Linked DNA regions of Homo sapiens: region 2 is linked to region 1. A link is an interaction called in ENCODE POLR2A ChIA-PET data of the cell type or tissue named here. Cell type or tissue: PC-3. All regions are shown on one strand. Links, peaks and the distances in the headings refer to the core of each region. The heading gives the core; the rest is flanking DNA.

Evidence for each region. ChIA-PET counts read pairs that join two places held together with the same protein. Peaks named below come from ENCODE experiments on the same cell type or tissue, not always from the same donor. Only the 100,000 strongest peaks of a DNase experiment are listed, where the experiment ranks them.
Region 2: POLR2A ChIA-PET joins it to region 1 with 29 read pairs; 5 of 35 experiments call an interaction of 5 or more read pairs at or near these places.

The regions. Positions count from the first base shown.
Region 1 is chr1:152,109,179-152,112,082 of GRCh38, reverse strand. It overlaps TCHH (trichohyalin), which reads left to right. Exons shown (of 3, transcript NM_007113.4): 3 at 1-2,904. Among named protein-coding and RNA genes, the nearest start is that of TCHH, 4.8 kb to the left of the region's middle. In PC-3, for the core only: no CTCF peak of the experiment used is centred there; a DNase peak (open chromatin) is centred at 1,602; H3K4me3 peaks cover 2,500 bases; H3K27me3 peaks cover 2,500 bases.
Region 2 is chr1:152,007,796-152,010,699 of GRCh38, reverse strand. It overlaps LOC105371442 (a long non-coding RNA gene), which reads left to right. Exons shown (of 3, transcript XR_001738235.2): 3 at 471-534. Among named protein-coding and RNA genes, the nearest start is that of S100A10, 15 kb to the right of the region's middle. In PC-3, for the core only: no CTCF peak of the experiment used is centred there; no DNase peak of the experiment used is centred there.

The DNA.
Region 1 (2,904 bases), core at 260-2,759:
CGCGAGCAGCAGCTGAGGCGCGAGCAGCAGCTGAGGCGCGAGCAGCAGCTGAGGCGCGAGCAGCAGCTGAGGCGCGAGCAGCAGCTGAGGCGCGAGCAGCAGCTGAGGCGCGAGCAGCAGCTGAGGCGCGAGCAGCAGCTGAGGCGCGAGCAGGAGGAGGAGAGGCACGAGCAGAAGCACGAGCAGGAGAGGCGCGAGCAGCGGCTGAAGCGCGAGCAGGAGGAGAGGCGCGATTGGCTGAAGCGCGAGGAGGAGACGGAGAGGCACGAGCAGGAGAGGCGCAAGCAGCAGCTGAAGCGCGACCAGGAGGAGGAGAGGCGCGAACGTTGGCTGAAGCTCGAGGAGGAGGAGAGGCGCGAGCAGCAGGAGAGGCGCGAGCAGCAACTAAGGCGGGAGCAAGAGGAGAGGCGCGAGCAGCGGCTGAAGCGCCAGGAGGAGGAAGAGAGGCTCCAGCAGCGGTTGAGGAGCGAGCAACAACTAAGACGCGAGCAGGAGGAGAGGCGCGAGCAGCTGCTGAAGCGCGAGGAGGAGAAGAGGCTCGAGCAGGAGAGGCGAGAGCAGCGGCTGAAGCGCGAGCAGGAGGAGAGGCGCGATCAGCTGCTGAAGCGCGAGGAGGAGAGGCGCCAGCAGCGGCTGAAGCGCGAGCAGGAAGAGAGGCTCGAGCAGCGACTGAAGCGCGAGGAGGTGGAGAGACTCGAGCAGGAGGAGAGGCGCGAGCAGCGGCTGAAGCGCGAGGAGCCGGAGGAAGAGAGGCGCCAGCAGCTGCTGAAGAGCGAGGAGCAGGAGGAGAGGCGCCAGCAGCAACTAAGGCGCGAGCAGCAGGAAAGGCGCGAGCAGCGGCTGAAGCGCGAGGAGGAGGAAGAGAGGCTCGAGCAGCGGCTGAAGCGCGAGCATGAGGAAGAGAGGCGCGAGCAGGAGCTAGCTGAGGAGGAGCAGGAACAGGCCCGGGAGCGGATTAAGAGCCGCATCCCGAAGTGGCAGTGGCAGCTAGAAAGCGAGGCCGACGCACGGCAAAGCAAAGTCTACTCGAGGCCCCGCAAGCAGGAAGGGCAGAGGCGCCGCCAAGAGCAGGAGGAAAAGAGGCGGCGCCGGGAGAGTGAGCTGCAATGGCAGGAGGAGGAACGGGCTCACCGGCAGCAGCAGGAAGAGGAGCAGCGCCGGGACTTCACATGGCAGTGGCAGGCGGAGGAAAAGAGCGAGAGGGGCCGTCAGAGGCTGTCGGCCAGGCCCCCATTGCGGGAGCAGCGGGAGAGGCAGCTGAGGGCCGAGGAGCGCCAGCAGCGGGAACAACGGTTTCTCCCGGAGGAGGAGGAGAAGGAGCAGCGGCGCCGCCAGCGACGCGAGAGGGAGAAAGAGCTGCAGTTCCTGGAGGAAGAGGAGCAGCTCCAGCGGCGGGAGCGTGCCCAACAGCTCCAGGAGGAGGAGGACGGCCTCCAGGAGGATCAGGAGAGGAGGCGAAGCCAGGAGCAGCGCCGCGACCAAAAATGGAGGTGGCAACTAGAAGAAGAAAGGAAGAGACGCCGCCACACGCTGTACGCCAAGCCAGCCCTACAAGAGCAGCTGAGGAAGGAACAGCAGCTGCTGCAGGAGGAGGAGGAGGAGCTACAGAGAGAGGAGCGCGAGAAGAGAAGGCGCCAAGAACAGGAGAGACAATACCGCGAGGAAGAGCAGCTGCAGCAGGAGGAAGAGCAGCTGCTGAGAGAGGAACGGGAGAAAAGAAGACGCCAGGAGCGGGAAAGGCAATATCGGAAGGATAAGAAGCTGCAGCAGAAGGAAGAGCAGCTGCTGGGAGAGGAACCGGAGAAGAGAAGGCGCCAGGAGCGGGAGAAAAAATACCGCGAGGAAGAGGAGTTGCAGCAGGAGGAAGAGCAGCTGCTGAGAGAGGAACGGGAGAAGAGAAGGCGCCAGGAGTGGGAGAGGCAGTACCGCAAAAAAGACGAGCTGCAGCAGGAAGAAGAGCAGCTGCTGAGAGAGGAACGGGAGAAAAGAAGACTCCAGGAGCGGGAGAGGCAATATCGGGAGGAAGAGGAGCTGCAGCAGGAGGAAGAGCAGCTGCTGGGAGAGGAACGGGAGACGAGAAGGCGCCAGGAGCTGGAGAGGCAATATCGGAAGGAAGAGGAGCTGCAGCAGGAGGAAGAGCAGCTGCTGAGAGAGGAACCGGAGAAGAGAAGGCGCCAGGAGCGGGAGAGGCAATGTCGGGAGGAAGAGGAGCTGCAGCAGGAGGAAGAGCAGCTGCTGAGAGAGGAACGGGAGAAGAGAAGGCGCCAGGAGCTGGAGAGGCAATATCGGGAGGAAGAGGAGGTGCAGCAGGAGGAAGAGCAGCTGCTGAGAGAGGAACCGGAGAAGAGAAGGCGCCAGGAGCTGGAGAGGCAATACCGCGAGGAAGAGGAGCTGCAGCAGGAGGAAGAGCAGCTGCTGAGAGAGGAACAGGAGAAAAGGCGCCAGGAGCGGGAGAGGCAGTATCGGGAGGAGGAAGAGCTTCAGCGCCAGAAAAGGAAGCAGCGATACCGGGATGAGGATCAGCGCAGTGATCTGAAATGGCAGTGGGAACCAGAAAAAGAAAATGCAGTTCGTGATAACAAGGTTTACTGCAAAGGCAGAGAGAATGAACAGTTCCGGCAGTTGGAAGATTCCCAGCTGCGCGACAGACAATCCCAGCAAGATCTGCAGCACCTGCTGGGTGAACAGCAAGAGCGAGATCGTGAGCAAGAGAGGAGGCGCTGGCAGCAGCGCGACAGGCATTTCCCAGAGGAAGAACAGCTGGAGCGAGAAGAGCAAAAGGAAGCCAAAAGGCGCGACAGGAAGTCCCAAGAGGAAAAGCAGTTGCTGAGAGAGGAAAGAGAAGAGAAGAGACGCCGTCAAGAGACAGACAGAAAATTCCGCGAGGAGGAACAGCTGCTCCAG
Region 2 (2,904 bases), core at 163-2,662, 100 kb after region 1:
GGTCGCGGTGGCGCATACCTGTAATCCCAGCTACTCCAGAGGCTGAAGCAGGAGAATCCCTTGAACCCGGGAGGCAGAGGTTGCGGTGAGCCAAGATCGTGCCATTGCACTCCAGCGTGGGCAACAAGAGCAAAACTCTGTTTCAAAAAAAAAAAAAAAATACTTAACTCCACATAACATTATCTGTAAATTCATCATCTACATTTCTAATAGAAGATTTTTTTTTTAGCTCTTTCACTTGTGCTCACCAGATAAGGTTTGATAGCAACTATCAGTCAGCAGCACGAATGAACCAATTCAAGGACAGCAATAAACAGGACTACTATTAAGTTCCCCCAAAGAAAGTCCTTAGAATACAATATCTCTTCTAGTTGCCACAAAAGTAAGACAATGGTCCATTACATAAAATTCCAATCTAATAAAAGTTTAAATTTAATGTTGTCTGTTTTCCAAATTTTTATTTTGTTCAGGCTCCATCATGGTGACCAGGGATTAGAAAATAACCGCAAAGAGGCTCTGGAGAATTTGGGAAGGTAAGAAATGTATTCTAAGAGGGGACTGAGGTGATGGCTGCAAAATTCTATATATCTACTTAAATGACTAAATTCTACATTTACAGTTAGTGACTTTTATTACAAGTAATTTTTTAAATGAAATTTCCGGTTTCTACTCCAACATGTAAAGAGTTAGGAAGTCACCACTTGTCCTCACAACAAGAAAAAAGCTCAACAAACTGAAAATTATCAACCCTTCTTAGATGGACTAGAGGAGAGGTCACAGGGCAAATTGCCACCCTGAAAACTAAACAGACAGGCAAATACAGGGAATCAGAGGTTAGCAGGAAGAGAACATGCTGAAGCCAGCAACTGGAAAGAGCACATAAATGATACTGACAGATTTCTAGAAGCTGAGGGTGGCCTGGCTTGAGCATTAAAAACTTGGGGCCCAGACTTAGGGGGAACTCACAGTTTTCTAAGTTTTACCACCAGGAGCCCAACCAGGTACTCATAGTAAAGATCAGAAAAATCCCCAGAGAACTGACACTGCCAACTTCAGTACTAATTATAAAGCTAAAGTAACCAAAACAGTGTGGAATTGGTGAAGAAAGAAAAAACAGACAAATAGGTTACTGGAAAAGAACACAGAGCTCAGAAATAGTCCTACATAAATAGTCAACTGATCTTTGAGAAAGGCACAAAAGCAATTTAACAGGGCAAGGATAGTCTTTTCAACAAACGGTGCTAGAATGACTAGACATCCACATGCGAAAAATAAATAAATCTAGGCACAGATTTTACACCTTTCACTAAATGGATCTTACACCTGAATGTAAGGTGCAAAACTGTAAGACTCGGGCCGGGCGTGGTGGCTAACACCTGTAATCCCAGCACTTTGGGAGGCCAAGGCAGGCGGATCACAAGATCAGGAGTTCAAGACTAGCCTGGCCAACATGGTGAAACCCCGTCTCTACTAAAAATACAAAAATTAGCTAGGCATGTTGGCGCACACCTGTAATCCTAGCTACTCAGGAGGCTGAGGCAGGAAAATTGCTTGAACCCAGGAGGGAGAGGTTGCAGTGAGCCGTGATGGCACCACTGCACTCCAGCCTGGGTGAGCAAGACTCTGTCTCAAAAAAAAAAAACAAAAACAAAAAAAACACTGTAAGACTCCTAGACAATAACATAGGGGAAAATCTAGGTGACTTTGGGTTTGGTGATGACTTCTTAGATACAATGACAAAAGCACAATCCAGGAAACAAAAAATTGATAAGTTGAACTTCATTAAAATTAAAAACTGCTTTGTGAAAGACACTGTTAGGAGAATGAATAAACATGTTATAGTCTGGGAAAAATATTTGCAAAATACAGATTTGATGAAAGACTGGTGTCCAAAATATATAAAGAACTCTTAAAACTCAATAATAAAAAAGCAAACAACCCAATTCAAAAATAGACAAAAGATCTGGACACTTCACCGGAAAAGATATATGGATGGCAAATAAGCATATGAAAAAGATGCTCAAAATCATTTGTCACTAGGAAATTGCATATTAAAACAATGAGATATCACTATACACCTAATAGAATGGCTAAAATCCAAAGAAGGGACAATACCAAAGGCTGTCAAAGATGTAGAGCAACAGGAACTCTCATTCATTGCAGTGGAAATGCAAAATGGTAGTCACTTTGGAAAACAGTTTGGCAGGTTTTTTTTTACAACGCTAAACATAGTATCGCAATATAATCCAGCAATGGCAGTTTTAGGTATTTACCAAAGTAATGTGAAAACATGCTTACTCAAAAAACTCGCATCCAAGTATTTAGAACAGTTTTACTCATACTTGTCAAAAATTGGAAGTAACCAAAATGTCCTTCACTAAGTGAATGGCTAAACAAACATGGTATATCTGTACAATAGAATATTATTCAGTGATAAAAAGAAATGAGCTATCAAGCCATGAAAAAACATGGAGGAACTTTAAATACATAACGCTAGGAAGAAACTAGTCTAAAAACTCTATACACTGTATGATTCCAACACTAGGACATTCCAGGAAAGTCAAAATGGTAGAGATAGTAAAATGATCAGTGATTGCCAAGCGTGAAGGAGGGATGAATTGAGTTGAATACAAGGAGGTTTTCAGCAGTGAAACTATTCTGTGTGATACTGTACTGGGGATTTATGACATTAGGTAATTGTCGAAACCCATAGAACTGTAAAACTCAAAGAATGAACCCTAATATAAACTACGGAGTTTAGTTAATAATAATGTATCAATACTGATTAATCATTGTAAAAATGTATCACACTGATGCATGATACTGATGACAGAGGAAATTGTGTGCTAGGGGACAAGGGAGAATAGGGGAATTCCCTATACTATCTGCTCAATTTATCTGTAA